Linked DNA regions of Homo sapiens: region 1 is linked to region 2. The links are chromatin loops, found by intact Hi-C in ENCODE. Cell type or tissue: endothelial cell of umbilical vein. All regions are shown on one strand. Links, peaks and the distances in the headings refer to the core of each region. The heading gives the core; the rest is flanking DNA.

Region 1 (8,737 bases), core at 199-8,198, 340 kb before region 2:
TCATTATTTTTTTAAATGGCATGGACATATTCTAGTGTATTTACCAAGAAAAAAAATTTAAAATATCAAACATGATATCCATTTAGCTTTTAGGTACGCTAGGTAAATGTCCTTACAGAAGTAGTTTAAAAACTTTTCTTCCATAAAATAGAAACTATATTTACACCAAATATCACAGCTCAGAATCATACTCTTGCTTTTTACACATGACCAGTGCTCAGCCACTGTAGACACTACCTGATTTTTCGTGATATTCGGGCTGGTAGCTTTTATCTCACCTTCTTTCTCTCTACTTTCTTCTTTCTTTTCTATTTCTTCCCCATCACTTACTCAAGAGTTAAATCTTTTCCATTCTTAATCCATGTGATAAATAATAAATTAGCATAAAAATCTTTAAAATGCAGATTTGATATAATAGGGGAAATGAAAGGCAAATTCTAATGAAAACTTCCCAGAGAAAAATAATTAGAAAATATTATAGTTAAAGTAAATAAGAGGTGTACAGGGGACAAAGAACAACAGGGTACAGAATGACAAAGGACAAGCCCCTGATCCAGCCAATGATGGAAACCCAAGAAGGTTGGTACAGCTGGAAACCTGAAGCTGGCCTAGAGAGGGAGAGGCTAATGCACTCATCTAGTCCCTGAGGACTGAGAGGTTTCTCTGAGTCTGATGTTGTCAAAATCAAATCATAAACCCTCCATGGGTCAAGTCTTTCTGTGGTTTCCTTCTCTCCACTCTATAAATATTATTTCTATCCCTTCCAACCAATGATGATGATGACCACAATGAACCATACCAATCTGCCCACTTATTTCTCCATATTCCTTCTTATGTAAGGTCTGGGCAGATTGCTCACCTTGTTCAACTTCTCAACTCACTGGAATCAGGTTTCTCCCCCATAGCCTTAGGAAAAGATTGTTTCCTCCACCCAAAATACAATTATCTTCATTTCACATGGCTGACTTCTGCTCATTATTCAGGACCCTTATTCAAAGGTCCTTCCTAGCTGCCTGTATGAGAGTGGCTGCCCCCATTATGCCCTCCTTCAGCACCCTCTTTATTCTTCTTGTAGCACTTATCAAAGTTTGTGAATAATTTATTTTTTCTTGACATATTTTTAATTCTCCCTCCCTTCACAAAATTTTAAATTTTATGGGAATAAGAATATTTGTTTTGTTCATTACAACATATTTAACATATTTAAGGCCTGGCATATTGTACATTTCTGGATCACTGAGCAGAATGGTCTGAGAGTGATCCTGAGTCCTTGCTCTCCATTGCCACCCACGTTTCTCCTAGTGGATTCTCATGGAGCCAGCGGTTTCTATTCTCTGACAGGAAAGACTGAACGATGTTATGGGCCCTCAAAAACCCAGAAGCATTTAGCTTTGGTCTTCTCAGACGACACTTGTCATCTGCTGGCCCCAATTCCCAATTGCCCACCACCATGCGACCTTCGATTAAATTATTTTAAATTGCTCTGTTTAAAATTGAATTTTAAATTTAATTTAAAGGTAACAAAATTGCTATTATTCAGCATAACAAATCTGGTAGAAGTATGTATATTAACAATGATGATGTTCTACCTTTCAGTATTTTTCAGTGTCAGGTTTCCTTTGACCTCATATCAGTGTCTCAGTAGAATCCATTTCATCCACAACTTTCCTCTCAGAAACCTTAGTTTATGGACTTGAACATATATATAAACTCATCATGATTTACTCCATTCAGATTTATTTATTCTGTAATGAATTGGAGACCTTTTCCACAGACCTATCTTATTTACATATGTATATGTTGTATTCAGCCACTTTTATTATCAATTATTTTTTCTTAAAGCTATTTTAGGATTAGAACAGAGAAAGAATAAGTGCAGGGAGAGGGATCAAGATGGCTGACTAGATGCAAGTAGTATGTACCTCCTCTGTGGAGAGGAACCAGAATAATTAATGGATACTCACATTTTAAACAGATTGTCTAGAAGAGAATCCTAGGATTCACTAGAGAAGAGACAGGAAGCCCAAGAGTAAGAAAGAAGAGTGTTCAAGGCAGCCTGCCTGGCCAGGGACTGACTGAGAGCGGGAAAATGGCTCCTGGAGGCAGGGAAACAGTAATGGAGAAACCCCCAAGGTTCCACAGTCTTGGCTACAGGAGAAACCCTCAACCCATGAGGTCTTTAGGCCTGACATATGGAGGTAGCTAAAGGTTGTTCAGAGACATTGCTCCACAAAGGGAATGTACATGTAATCTCACAGGTATTTGAGCCTTTGTTCTAGCAGCCTCCGCTAGGCATCATTTTGAGGGATGGATACCAGGGATCTCCAGACATGGCAGCTGCTGCTTTTGTGAGGCTTCAAAAAGGGAGAAGGGAGGTTGAGATTGGGTGCTCCTATGCACCCAAGGAGGGTCCCTTGCAATCTCCTGTGGACTGCTGTTGAGATGGAGATGTGAGCAGATCATATTCTCCAAAGTTTCTTGCCTGTGCTGCTTGCCTGAGATGGGCACCATCCTTTCTGGTTTCTAGCCCACAGCTGGCACCATTTTGAAAATTTAACACTGGGCTGTGCCTCACCCTCAGGCCGAGTTTGAGGTAACAGAGCTGCAGCTGCCACCTAACTGGGGAGGGAAAGGGAAGAGCAAACTCTCCGAAGCACACTTAGGACAATACCCACCACTCTTGCTACTCATGACTGTGGGACTACAGACTAGCCCACTTAACACACCTCAGCTTCCAGCAACACCAACATGGGCCACTTGTATCCCAGTGGGCTGCTCTACTGCTGCTCCTGCCATCACCCACAATGAACCAGTTGCCCAGGCATCTGAGAACCCACACACCCATCTGGCCTACCGCTCCCACTACTAGCTTCTAAGAAAGCCACCCAGAGTCCCAAGAATCAGCCCTCTTTAACCGACTAACATCAGAGCCAGTGTAAGTTGCTCTGGGGCCTAAAAACAGGCAAACTCACCCTACTGCCGTCACCACCAGGGCCCAAAGACTGGCTTAGCTGGTGTCCAAGTCCCCAGCAAAACTTCACCAAAACCTCAACTAGTAACTGTACCCTAAGCTACCAAGGAAATCACAGATACCACTGAACCTTTGTACTGCTGAAGAAGTCATACAAAGATAACACTACCACAGACACCCAAAATCAAAGCAAAAGTATCTTAACCCACAGCATACATACATCTTCAGGAAAAAAAAATTATCTCCTACAAAAGCAATTTCAAAAAATTGGAACAAGCGAATGTTACACCAGATGTGCAGATATCAATGGAAGGACACAGGAAACATGAAGAAGCAGGGAAATATGACACCACTAAAGGACCACAAAGATTGTCTAGCAATAGACCCCAATCAAAAAGAATTCCTTGAAATGCCAAATAAAAGATTCAAAATACTGATTTTAAAGCTTAGTGAGATTCAAGAAAAATCTGAAAACAAACTAAAGAAATCAGAATCTCAATTCAGAATGTGAATGAGAAATTTACCAAGAAGAAAGATACTTTTTTAAAAAAAGCAGAGATTCTGAAACTAAAATAATTCATTGAAGGAAATATAAAATATATCTGAAAGCTTCAATAATAGGTTAGATGAAGTAAAAGAAAGAATCTCAAAACATGAAGACAGGTCTTTTAAAATAATTTTAAAATAAGACAAAAATAATTAAAAAGAATGAATAAAGCCTTTGAGATGTCTGGGACTACATAAAATGAGCAAATTTATGAATGATCAGTACTCCCAAGGGTGAGGAGGTATCAAAAAGTATAGAAAATCTGTTTAAGAAAATAATTGATGACAACTTCCCAAGTCTATCAACAGAGTTAGCCATCCAGATCCAGAAGATCCAATGATCCCCACGAAAATACACTGCAAAAAGGACTACATCATGGCATATTATATTCAGAATGTCTAACGTCAAAGTTAAATAAAGAATTTTAAAATTAGCAAGAGGAAAACATCTAGTCACCTATACTGCTTTTTACAACCCCATCAGATGAACAGCTGACTTTTCAGCAGAAACCTCACAGGCCAGAAGAAAATTGGGTGTCATTTTTCAAAGTGGTGAACTATAAAAAAGAAAAAACAAAACTTTAAGTCAAGAATTGTATATTCCACCAGAATAAGTTTCATACATGAAGGAAAGATAAAGTCTTTCCCAGACAAGTGAATGCTAAGGAAATTAGTCACCACTAGACTGGTTCTACAGGAAATGCTTGAAGGAGACTTAAACGTGGCAATGAAAGGTTGATATTTACCATCACAAAAACACATAGAAATAAAGAAATGTAGTGAGATCAATTAGGAAGACTTAAGTGAGTATGAAAAATATGTAAACTAGTAGGAATGAAGATCATGACACTATTTTGAGATGTGTAACAGAAGTAGAATGATCAGACCGTGGCAACAAGATGTGGATTGTCAGAGGAAAGGGGAAGTAAAACTTGTGTGGTGTCCTAACTGCAGTAGAATGTAATGAAAAATAAGAGGATTGTTTTCCTGAAAAAAAAATTGATGTTTGGTACTTGTTTGTGGATGTAGGTAGAAAAGACACAATTGAATTAAGTCATTCGTTATACCAGTATATTTTGTTAGGGTCTTTCAGGTTTTGAGGAACAGAAGTAAACTTAGGTCAGCTTAGATAATAGAATTTTATTCTAAGGATGTGATTGAAATTTAGGAAAATAGGAACTAGAATGTTTTTCTCAATATGTAGGCACATTAGCAACCAGTTTCTAATTCTCTCCACAGCAGGTCTATTCTCTTACCTTTAATAGTGGTACACTTTTGTGATGAGTCACTTGTTCCTTCCCTTTGGTTTCAATGTTCTTTTCATCACTGAATAAATTTTTCTTCTCCTGTCTGTTGTTTTTGCTTAATTCCATGGCTATGGATACTAATAGCTTTTGCTATTGATTCTAAAATCTCAAGACACCTTCTTATCACCTCTACTCTGTGGATCTTTTGGTTGGTTCTAGTCCCAACTACTGACTCATTTTTTCAGGCATTCAGTATGACTTTTAGCATTCTTTTATTCCACAGCTATTAAACATCAGTCATTAGATATCAAATTTTATAAAAACACTGTCCTTCATGAATAAGCATTTTTTTTTCAGAAATACCTTTAATTACATGGGAGAGTATAATTTTTGAAATCTAATTGTACACTTGAATTTGTTCAATGACATAAAATAGCAGAAATACCTTTAATTATATGGTAGACTATAGTTTCTGGAATCTAACTGTATACTTGAATTTGTCTAATGACATAAAATGGTTTTACTGAGGAAATAAAATGCATCCTTTAACAAACATCCATTGAGAATCTGCTCTATGTCAGCATACAATGTACCGAGACACAAGGGAGAAGAAAATGCTAATTTAAAATTGATCAGACAGGTCATAAACGTAAGTAGGTAATTATAATACAGTAATGTAAATGTGAAAATCAATGTACAAATTAACATTTGAGGGAGTACAAAAGAAGAATTGACTATGTATATGGGGGAAAAGGAGGAAGTTACAAAGGTGTTGGTATTTGAGCTTTCGAAAGTGACTAGAAGGAAAGAGACATCACAGGCCATGCAACGTCCAGTAGATTATGAGCCATTCTCTTTTATTATTACCTCGTTGATATAAATAATTACTTCTTTATGGGACCAATTATCCTTCCACATGATGTAAAGAAACAAACTCTTTTGAGGATAAATAATATGGGAAAATGACAGATAAATGTCATAACTTTGTATGCCACTATATAAAATATTCCTCCTTATATTCTTGAGTCTATAGTTATTTTTGGTGACAAAATTATACAGTGCCTCTAGATGGAAATATCAGTTAAGTATATCATTTTAGCATCCTCATAAGCAGTTGATAATGTAAGCTGCTTGGCTATTCCCTAGTTTTACACCAGCAAATATGAGAGAAATAATTTAGTGATTCACAGATATTTCTATCCCGGACATGAATTTATAACTTCTTAGAAGACTATTCATTTGTTTGAAACTCTTCTGAGGCACCATATAAATTAGATTTTAAATGCATTATTTTTGGAGTCTCCTTTTCAAAATCTCCTTTTACCAAATTTAAGACTTGTCAGCTTTTTGTCTTGTTAAAACTTATCAAAACTAAAAAAATAACTATTGAGAACTTTTTAATGCAATGGACTTATGTAATTGTTAGAATATTAAAGTCTGGAGGTTGAGATTAGGTAAGAAATTGTTTGCTAAAAATCAAATCTGATTCAAGAATGAATTTTACAAGGAACATAGAGTCTTTTAAAAACAGTCCCATAACGGTACAATGAAAACCTTTTCAATTCACCAGTGAGCTTTCTGTCTCACCCTTTCTGAGGCAAGTTTTTCAAACAATTCAACTGTTCTCCCTTGTATCACAAAAATGTCAGATGAGTTATAAGGAAGAGAGTAGGCCCATTAGAGATATTTATTGAAGCCTTTGCCATATGTGATCTTGCAGTGCAAGGGAAAGCTTCTTTTGTATCTTCTGAGATCCCAGACTTCCACCTAGATTCTGCATGTTTAACCATGCTTCAATTTTAGTCTGTGGAAGAAAATATTTTTTCTATTTAACACAGTGGGAACATTCTTCTATTACTTAAGGTAATACTAGCTACCATAATACATGAACCACAAATTCTCAGTAATTTAAAACAAGAGAAGTAGACTTCGTATTTATATAAAGTCCAATGTGTATTCACGATGGCAGGCAACCCCCTCCAAGCAGTGGTTCCAGGATCCAGGCTTGTTTCATCTTGTGGTGCCACAGTATTCAACATGTGGCTTCCTGAGTTATCATGCACATTGCTATCAAGCCAGGAAATGAGACAGAGCATGGAAAAGCACAAGTGAGGGATTTTTAAAGGACTAGGTCTGGAAGTTATGCCTATCAGTGTCTCCCACATTCTATTGGCTGGGACTTAGTCACATGGCCACACCTAACTATAAAAGAAGATGGATAAAATATTGTCATGCTACATCCTCAAAAAAAGAGACGTAATGGATTTGTTGAGCAATCTGCCAGTATCTTCCAGAATCTCTTTCTAGGCTCTTTCTTGTCTTAAAATTTTTTGCTCATGCACAATCTAAAACAATTTGGAAAGTCTTTATATTCCTACACTCTTTGGAATGGCTTCTAAAGTTTTTTTCTAATGTCCTTCCTTTAGTTTTATTAAAAATAGTGAATTTGAACAACTTAAATTTTAATAGATAAGCTTCTGATTGAGAGTCATTTTCTTTCTCAACATGTATGCCAGTATTTTGAGTAAGATTTACTATAAGTGAGCGAGTCACTCATTCATTCACTCATAGTTTCAGCAAATCTTTATTAAATAATGCCTACTCTGCACCATGAATTATTCTGGAAAGTGGAGATAATTAGTGAGTAAAAGATATAAAGACCCTTTTCTCACAGAGCTTACATTAAACTGAATAAGACAGAAAGTTATAAAAAAAACCCAGATCTAATAAATGTGATAATTGTAACATATAGAATAAAATGGTAAATGAAATAGAAATAGGAAAAAATAGAGAAGAGCAAGGTGGGGGTTCAAAACTGTGCTGTCAGGGAGGATAATTATATTTTTATAAATTATATTTTTAAAAAGAGTCTTAAACTTTATTGAGTATGTGACATTTGAACAGATGGAGATGCTTCCTGGGGAAGGGAGTTTCAAGCAGAGAAAGCAGCCTATAGATAGACGCTAAGGTGTGATCATGTCTAGCATGTTGGAGAAGCAACATGCGGGACAATGTGACTGGAGAGCAGTGAGAAAAATGAAGATAATACGAGAAGAGGGAGGTCACAGAGTCAATGATGGGGAGTTCACATTTTGAAAGAGGTTTGAACTTTTGAAAGAGGTTAAGAAACTGGAATGCAAATGGATTTCTTTAAAACTCCTTGAAAAAACTATGTACCATGGGGATAATTTGAATAAAATTGAATAATATTTTTAAACTGTGCAGCATGTGTTGCGAATAACAAATATTTTATCGTATTATTCACTTTCTATTTTGATAGATGCAGGACATTTACAGGGAAAATGACTAGTGTTTATGACTTCTGAATGTTCTTGTTGAGAGTTAGTGTCCAGAGCTTGGGATCCAAGAATGTGGAAAGTTGATCTGAGTTTCCCTGTCCTAACCTGGACTTTAACAGGCTCCTGCTCTGCTTGTACTGGGGGCGGGTAGGCATCTGCTCTCCTGCTCTTCCCCCCATGGTAGGCCTCCTCTGCCTGGAAATGTTGAAGAATCTATGTGTGCAATTTGCTGATAACGGTGAACTTAAGAGAAGTTTATTCTTATTCTTCCTTACCTGTTTGAAGAAATTATCCTCAGAGATTCTCCTCTTGACTCAGATCTGTTTCATTCTATCCTGTGCAGGTTGCCATGAATCCTTCTTATTTCAAAATGGAGAGGAAAGAGAGGGAGGGAGGGAGCAGGAGAAAGAAAGAAGGTGGAGGAAGAGGGAGTGAGAGAGAGGGAAGTGGAGAGAGGGAGAGGGGTAGACAAAAGGGAGAGAAAGGAGAGGAAGAAAAAAGACAAGATCCAAAGGGATCTATCTCTCAGTTCATTCATCTTTCCTAAGTGCACAGCAAATAAGTTTATATATACAAATCTTCCCAGGAGCCTTACAATACCCTAAACAGACAAGCAAAAACCTGAATAAACATGTCTGTAGCTTAAACCAGAAAATTCCCAAGTTAAACATTCC
Region 2 (8,737 bases), core at 493-8,492:
CTGTAACCTGCTCACCCTGCCCCAAGGAGGCAGCTAGCCAATGCCACCAGCCCAACGGAAACCCCAGTGCTTTTCCAATGGGGAAATGCAGTCACTTTTCTTTGGATGCTACACATCCTTTCTGGAATATGTCTCACACACATCTCTCTTTATCACCCCCTTTTTCAAGTAAACCAACTTCTTGCAGAAGCTGACAATGTGTCTCTTTACTCTCCACGAAGATTCTGGCCCTTCTCTTCACCTGTCAGAAGTTTAGGATTCCAAAGGGATCATTAGCATCCATCCCAACAGCCTGCACTGCATCCTGAGAACTGCGGTTCTTGGATCATCAGGCAACTTTCAACTACACAGACCAAGGGAGAGAGGGGACCCCTCCGAGGTCCCATAGGGTTCTCTGACATAGTGATGACCTTTTCTTGGAACTTTTACAACCCCCAGGACATTTCCAAACTTTGAGCAGGGCTCTGGGGGCCAGGCGTGCGGGAGGGAGGACAAGAACTCGGGAGTGGCCGAGGATAAAGCGGGGGCTCCCTCCACCCCACGGTGCCCAGTTTCTCCCCGCTGCACGTGGTCCAGGGTGGTCGCATCACCTCTAAAGCCGGTCCCGCCAACCGCCAGCCCCGGGACTGAACTTGCCCCTCCGGCCGCCCGCTCCCCGCAGGGGACAGGGGCGGGGAGGGAGAGATCCAGAGGGGGGCCGGGGGAGGTGGGGCCGCCGGGGAGGAGGCGAGGGAAACGGGGAGCTCCAGGGAGACGGCTTCCGAGGGAGAGTGAGAGGGGAGGGCAGCCCGGGCTCGGCACGCTCCCTCCCTCGGCCGCTTTCTCTCACATAAGCGCAGGCAGAGGGCGCGTCAGTCATGCCCTGCCCCTGCGCCCGCCGCCGCCGCCGCCGCCGCTCAGCCCGGCGCGCTCTGGAGGATCCTGCGCCGCGGCGCTCCCGGGCCCCGCCGCCGCCAGCCGCCCCGCCGCCCTCCTCCCGCCCCCGGCACCGCCGCCAGCGCCCCCGCCGCAGCGCCCGCGGCCCGGCTCCTCTCACTTCGGGGAAGGGGAGGGAGGAGGGGGACGAGGGCTCTGGCGGGTTTGGAGGGGCTGAACATCGCGGGGTGTTCTGGTGTCCCCCGCCCCGCCTCTCCAAAAAGCTACACCGACGCGGACCGCGGCGGCGTCCTCCCTCGCCCTCGCTTCACCTCGCGGGCTCCGAATGCGGGGAGCTCGGATGTCCGGTTTCCTGTGAGGCTTTTACCTGACACCCGCCGCCTTTCCCCGGCACTGGCTGGGAGGGCGCCCTGCAAAGTTGGGAACGCGGAGCCCCGGACCCGCTCCCGCCGCCTCCGGCTCGCCCAGGGGGGGTCGCCGGGAGGAGCCCGGGGGAGAGGGACCAGGAGGGGCCCGCGGCCTCGCAGGGGCGCCCGCGCCCCCACCCCTGCCCCCGCCAGCGGACCGGTCCCCCACCCCCGGTCCTTCCACCATGCACTTGCTGGGCTTCTTCTCTGTGGCGTGTTCTCTGCTCGCCGCTGCGCTGCTCCCGGGTCCTCGCGAGGCGCCCGCCGCCGCCGCCGCCTTCGAGTCCGGACTCGACCTCTCGGACGCGGAGCCCGACGCGGGCGAGGCCACGGTAGGTCTGCGTTAGGGTTTGCGGAGAACCCGAGAGTTTGCGTTAGGGTCTGCGGCGGACCCGAGAACCTGCGCGGGGGAAAGTGTGTGTGCTTTAAGCTTGTGTACGTGGGATCCAAAGTTACTGAGCTCAGTGCACGCTGCTTTGGAGAAAAATCTTCTTCTTTTTAAATAGAAAGTTGTTACTAGAGAGGCAAGCAAGTTACACGAGTGAAGGGCCCGGAGAGGTGCCCAGTGAGAGATCCCGAAATCTATTTCAGACTGGTTTCCTCTGGGGCAACCAAGGGGTCTTGAACCCTGCCCAGTCAGCGGGGCTCTGGAGAGTATGAGTTCATTTTGGTCGGGAAATGCTCGTTTCTTTCCCCAGCTGATTCATGGGACTCCAAACAGATTCTGGGACACTGGTGATCAGTCAACCCAGCCTTACTTTCCTGGAGTGTTCATAGTCTGCAGAGCACCAGGCGCTGTGAGCGACTTTAGAAAAAAAGTGTCAGGGACTTTAGTAACCAGGCTCCAGAGCTTTCAGAGTTCACTTGAAGTTGGTCAGACTTGAGATGTAACGGGAGATTAGAGTCAGTTAGATCACAATCAAGCAATGCAAGGCTTGTTTCAACTTTATAAGCTCTTCATTCCTAAAATCTGGTCATGAGATACTGCAAACTAAGTTTTTTTTTTTCTTGTTTGGGTTTTTTGTTTGTTTTGTTTTCTTTTAAATAAGAGGTGTTTAATCCTTTGCCTGAAAATGTTGCCAAAATACTTTTGAGGCATCCTGATTTTGAAAAAGGATTTGTGTGTGTTCCTACTTCTTACTGGCTCTTCCAAAAGAGTATATCTTTATCTAAAAAGTTCATACCTGCCATAACCATATAGAGTATGCTTAAGAGAGTTCCTAAAGAAGTTATATTCGACATTTCAGTTCAAACACTTGCAGTACCCCTTGCTGGAACTATACTGCGGTAGTTTATTTCAACTGGTGGCAAGTGGAGAGGTACCTGTGGTGTGTTACAGTCAACTTTAATTTGACTGTTGATTAACACATACACAATGTGTAGAAAATAGCCTTATATTTTGAAATATTTTATTTATATTTATATTTTGAAATACACTTAAAGATTGAGAAGACTAATTTTTGGAAATCAAACTACCTTTGCATTTAAATTTTGGGAAAACATTAAAATGTTGGAATGTGTAATAATTTAATATAGGGGTTAAAGGAATGCCTCTTGAGTAAAAACAATATACATGAAATAGAACAGACTGCATTCTGTGAATCACAAAAATAATTTTCAGTGCCTATACTTACATTGCCGTAACTATAGTGATGAAAATATCTTTCTGTTCTTAAATACCGCAGAAATGTAATAATCGGCTCAATAACGCTTCTGATAATTTGAGTCCTTGATTTTGCAGTACCTATTTGCTATTTCTGCAAAGTCAAAACTAGTAAAAGTATGATTTAGTAAGGCAACATCTCTGTATTGGTTACGGTCACTTACTTTGGTTTACAGTAAGAAAATGTGCAGTAGAGAGTAAAATGAGAAACATTCCCTGATAAGCCAATAGCCTGTATGAGAGTCACTCACTGCTGGGTGAGTCTAGAATTAATGTACCTTGAGTGTGTGTGTGTGTGTGTTTACGTGTGTTATGTATAGGTATGGGATTGGAGGATTAAAAAAGTTAACTTATTTTTAACTTTCAAAAGTGTCTTCGTTGGTGATGTAAAATTTGCCATTGGTGATATGGCAAATTTTACCATTGCTGTGAAAATCACTATGCATTTTTGTTTGCAAATGTCGCTTTTCATATTTAACCATTTTTATATTCTGTATGGTGAATATGGGTTAGTATTCTGCATGTGATGTGGGTTCCTTTCCTATGTGATGAAACATCATTTCCCATATGAAACATCATCTCTGAGTTCCATAGACCACAAAGCAGTATTTCATTGCTCCATTAAAGTGTCGTTCCCCAGTGGGTGAATAGAGCCTTGACAGGGCATGTGTCATTAATGCATTCAGTGAAACTGCTGTGTCCTTGCTATGAAACATGTCACACAACTGCCAAGAAACTGATATGAAGACTCTATGTCTCTCCCTAGTGGCCTGTACAAGCACCACATTTAGATTTAAGCACTAGAGAAGAACTGGGGAGAAATCAATTGTTAATTTTCTATAACTACATGAACCCCAAGAAAATATTTCAGAAGGTAAACAGAAGATGCTAAATATCTATAATCCCAATAGATGCAATGTTTTCATAACTTTCACCTAGGAACTTTTTTAATATTTAAAAAATCAAAAATAGCACACAAACTATGAACCAAGGTTAGCCATCCAGCCCTTCAGCCCACCCGTAAAGCCATGCAAAAGATTGTAGGTAAAAATCACAAATAGAATGAAGATCTCCTTATTCCTCGACTTATATTTGCATTTACTGGATTCCTATTTCTAGTTATTTGTGGTTGCATGACTTACTGAAAAGTCTTAAAATGTTTCTCTGAAGGATGTTAACACAAACAAGACAGTGTCAAAAAAGTAAGGCAGGCAAAAGTAAAATTAACTGGACATGATGGGAACAAAAGAGAATAGCAAGTCTGAAGCTGTTCTATTTACAATTTTTCTTATAGTATATGATTATGTTTGTCAACATCTACTCTTATAAGAGATTTCTGACATTCCTCTGAGTGATGCTACTTATATGAGGTTTTAGATATAGAAAGTTCAATTCATCTTTCATTTTGATTTCCACTCCATTATAGTCTTCTGAACTATGAATATCTGATTGATAGCTATTTATTCACAAGACAGTTATCAAAATTGCTTCATAGAAAGCAGTTAATTACTGATCTTAGTGGCATATGTCTAAGACCCGTAGATCTCTAATCCTGTCCTTTTCAGTTGAGTTGAGAAAGACGGAGGGTAGTGGATTTAGATTTCATTTTGGACTTCCAGTTCTGGTTCCGGTTCCTCTTGAGAGGAAGGTCCTGGCCTCCTAGTTATCTCCATGTGTCCAACCCAGAATGCTGTTTCTCAGCTCTTGCTGGGGTTTTCACCAACAGAGGAACTGGCGTGAGACTAATGAAGGTTTCCCGAATCCCTGGGACTGTGCTTGCCTGCTTGCCTTTGGCAGTCCTGGGGTTGTTATTGAGAGTAGGAGTTTATAATCATTATCTGTGATGTTCATAACGTGTGTTAAGCACTTCGCAAAGAGCTTTGCAAGTTAGTTTTGTTTTTCACTACACCTCCATAATATGGACATTATTTTATTTCATTAAGGATGATGAACCCAAGATCTGAATGACTTAACCAGGAAAAAGAATAGATGTTTTTTTCCTTTTTTTCTTTTAAAAAAAGTTTTATGGCATATACCAACAGTCCCCGACTTAGAATGGTTCTATTTAGGACTTTTGGACTTTACAATGGTGCAAAGTCGATAGACATTCAGTAGAAACCATACTTCAAGGTTTGAATTTTGATCTTTTCCTGGGCTAATAATATGCAGTAAAATACTTTCTCTGGATGCTGGACAATGGAAGTGAGCTGTGACCAGTCAGCCATGTGATCGTGAGAGTAAACAACAGGTACTCTACTGTATATTAAATATATTTTCAACTCAGGAGGAATTTGTCAGGATGTAGCCCCATCGTAAATCGAGAAGCATGTATGTTTTAGAGAAATGTGGTAATGGGTTTGGGCCTTTGGGCCTGTGATTCAGACTCCTTTCAGCCCCTCTGCTGGTCTCCTTTGGCACACTATAGCAGCGTGCAGGAAGGCAGAGAAAAGCACTGCGTGTGACTTTGCAGTTAGGGGCACCTTGTTGCATTTATTTAGGTCCTAATTCCCCACAACGGGACAAACGGAAATAAACCCAGACTTTCTTCCAGGCTTTACCACATGGTGTTCGTTTGACTAAAGATAAATTATAAATGACCTAATCCATGGTAATATTATAAGAACGACTGCTTAACTGGAGGCTTAACAAGATTTTCTGACAAACGGTTTTTCAAAGTTGTGCTCAAGTAACTTCAGTGAAAGATTGTGATTTTACCTCTGCCAAATGACCTTTCACAAATAAGTGGATTTGGAAAGAACAAATTTAAGTTGGCAGAAGCGTTATACTTCCTCTGACTTCTGAGCATATATTGTTTCACCTTTCACCAGTTACATTATTCCTTGTAGATGTGCATTTTATAAATACTATATGGGTCTACCTTTTGTTACAAACACATATTTGTATGTACAGATTTGTATAAATTGTGGATTAAGTTATCATTGATTTTTCTCATTAGAAAAAACAGATATAGCAGAGAACTTTAAACAAGGAGAGATGCTGATGAGTTTGAGTTATAGTGTAATTATAAAATTTACTATAAATATTTTAGGTTTGTGTAATTGTTTTTCTGAAACTTACTAGTGTAAATTTTTGGGGTGGCTTCTTTCCTCGGTTGATTAATTTTTTTTTTCAGAGTTTATGTTTAACCATGAGAAAGCAGAGACTGTTTTTATTTAATTTGCTTTATTGGGCATCCATCATGGAATTAATCAAATTGTACATTAAATGCTTTGTCAGTGGATTAGTACTGTTTCCTTATACTGCTCGCGCCCTAGTGGCTTTCAGGTGTTAGGAGTTATCCACGATAGTTTTTTTTCCAATTTTGAAATCCAAAAACTCATTTTCTTTTTCTTTCTTTCCTTTTTTTTTTTTTTTTTGAGACAGGGTCATGCTCTATTGCCCAGGCTGGAGTGCAGTGGCATGATGTTGGCTCACTGCAACCTCTGCCTCGTGGGTTCAAGCGATTCTCGTGCCTCAGCCTCCCAAGTAGCTGGAATTACAGGCATGTGCCACTAGAGCAGGCTAATTTTTGTATTTTTCATAGAGAGAGGGTTTTGTCTTGTAGGCGAAGCTGGTTTCAAACTCCTGACTTCAGGTGATCCACTTGATCTCCTAAAGTGCTGGGATTACAGGCATGAGCCACTGCGCCCGGCCCCAAAAGCTAATTTTCTTAAATTATTTGGTGCTATAATCCTGATCTGAACTGACATAAGGCTATTTATAGTCATTATTATCTAATTTAAATATTTCTAATCTTCACTGGGAAAATAGTAATGTATTTATTTACATGATGCTGCCATCAGTCCTGCTTGTTTTTGGGGTGTGAGTATTAATATGTCTATGCACTTGGTTTCCAGAAAAATTCCAGGTTCAGAGACTCTTGCAGTCTCCAGGCATTTTGGATAAGCAGATGGATTGTAGCCCTGTTCCACAGGCCTTCCTCCATTGCTTTATTGCCTTGGGGCTGCCTGGAAGAGGCAGGGAAAGGTAATCCAGGAATTCAAGAAAGAAGCCATGTGGATGCTCCTAATTCCTTTTTACCCATTAGTACCAGGTTTATTTGCTCTTTAATCTACTTCAACTCATGTTAATCAGTTCTTACTAGTGGCAGCTTCAGTTCTAAGCAGGAAATTACAGTTCAGTGTGTGATGCAAAAAATGTAGAGTGAGTGATCTTGTCTATAACAAGCTTATAATCATTTTGGAGAAAATAAATTTACTCATTAAAAATACTACAAGTGAATTAAACTATAAATCCAGACCATGTAAGTGGTTTTGTAAGAGAGTCTTGTGAGTTACCACCAGTTGTTGGCTAGCCTTCTGGGAGTTGCATGGGCAGGCCTGGGAAAGGTGGAATGATATGAGACCCAATGTTAAAAATGAGTAGATGCTAATTACAGAAATGGGGGAGAGAGGGATGTTTTGAATATTGAAGAATGACAGCAAAGTACAGAGGAAGTAAAGGTCAGGGATATTTGGGGAACTAGAAGCAAACCCTTTGGTGCAAAAGTCAAGAGCTTTAAGGGAAACTGAAGGGAGCATGGTGGGAAGTGTGAAAACCAAAGAGAAAGTCTGAGTTTGAGTTGAAAGCAGCAGGAGCCAATGAAGATTCTTTAGTGGTATGCTGAAAGTGAGGTTTTTAAGGAGCTTAACCTGGCATTGTTGCACAGAAGTGTCTAAGAAAGCTGACCAGAAGCTTCTCAGAAGCTTCTCAGAAGCCATTTTCAACTGCAGGGTTTCTTAAAGTGTCTGGCAGTGACTCTGCCTTTCTCATTACAGTGGCCACCCATATATGGTATTCGAACTCCTCTATATGCTCCTGATTGCTGGCGATGATAGTGGTGATTACTTTTGACTTACTGTAGGCACCCATCATTGTGCTATCTGGATACATTTACAAAAGTATAGAAATAGACATCTCTGCCATTATGGTTTGCATTCCAAACGAAGCAAGCAGTGTAAACAGTGGTCATGCTTAGATACACATACACAGAACCCCCCACACACATATTCATGCATACACCGCTTAATAGTTCTTCAGACTGCCAAGTGTGACTTACGTGTTCTTTCTTGCATGGTTAAGAATTTGTAGACAGTTCATTGAAATAGAATATTTAGACAATCAGAAGTGTACAAGATTAGAATCTCTATATTTGCACACACATTTATTTGTAGGTCAGTGGGCAATTGAAAAAAAAGAGAAGGAGAGAACCCTAAAGTGTCCTGGAAATTCCTGCTTTTTAAAATCTGCTAAAAATGAGACCAGAAAGGTGGGAGTGGGGATGTGAGGAGGTGGGTAAACTACCAAATAAACAATATAAATACTTTGGCTGTTCTTATAAAAGGTTTTTTTAAATATGGTGGAATAATTTACTCAAACTCAAGAGATGCCACCTACTAGAGAAAGGACATACTGAAAGAGGAAATATTCAAATGCACAACTTTGTGTAAAAGGTAATACTTACAAGTTTAAAAGACTCACTTCTAAAGAAGTTTGGCTTCAACCTGTCCTCATTTGGACAGGTGGAAAGATGTATATTTTGGGGTAGACCAGAAAGATGTGGTTTGACTTCTATAGTTGAAAGGTTTCTATTTAGACATTTATTTTGTAATTTAATTTACCTAAAACTTCATCCCTAAATTACCATTTTCTCTTACTTTTATGCAATAGTAAAGTATGCAGTCATAAGTGATAAAGGCTGGGATCAAAGCTAGCTATTTTGCTAACTGCAGAACCTATGCACTCTGTTTACACTGCCTGTGATAGCGCCTGGAAGAACTCACTGCCAATA

Evidence for each region. A loop is a pair of places that touch in the nucleus more often than their neighbours do. Peaks named below come from ENCODE experiments on the same cell type or tissue, not always from the same donor. Only the 100,000 strongest peaks of a DNase experiment are listed, where the experiment ranks them.
Region 1: it touches region 2 in a loop (3-fold over the local background); 3 of 110 quality-filtered maps call a loop at or near these places.

The regions. Positions count from the first base shown.
Region 1 is chr4:177,123,964-177,132,700 of GRCh38, reverse strand. No RefSeq gene overlaps it. Among named protein-coding and RNA genes, the nearest start is that of NEIL3, 180 kb to the left of the region's middle. In endothelial cell of umbilical vein, for the core only: no CTCF peak of the experiment used is centred there; a DNase peak (open chromatin) is centred at 4,320; H3K27ac peaks cover 1,561 bases.
Region 2 is chr4:176,785,043-176,793,779 of GRCh38, reverse strand. VEGFC (vascular endothelial growth factor C) reads left to right here and starts at 858. Exons shown (of 7, transcript NM_005429.5): 1 at 858-1,615. The coding sequence starts at 1,469. In endothelial cell of umbilical vein, for the core only: a CTCF peak has its summit at 3,724; DNase peaks (open chromatin) are centred at 809, 1,849 and 3,559; H3K4me3 peaks cover 2,161 bases; H3K27ac peaks cover 2,747 bases.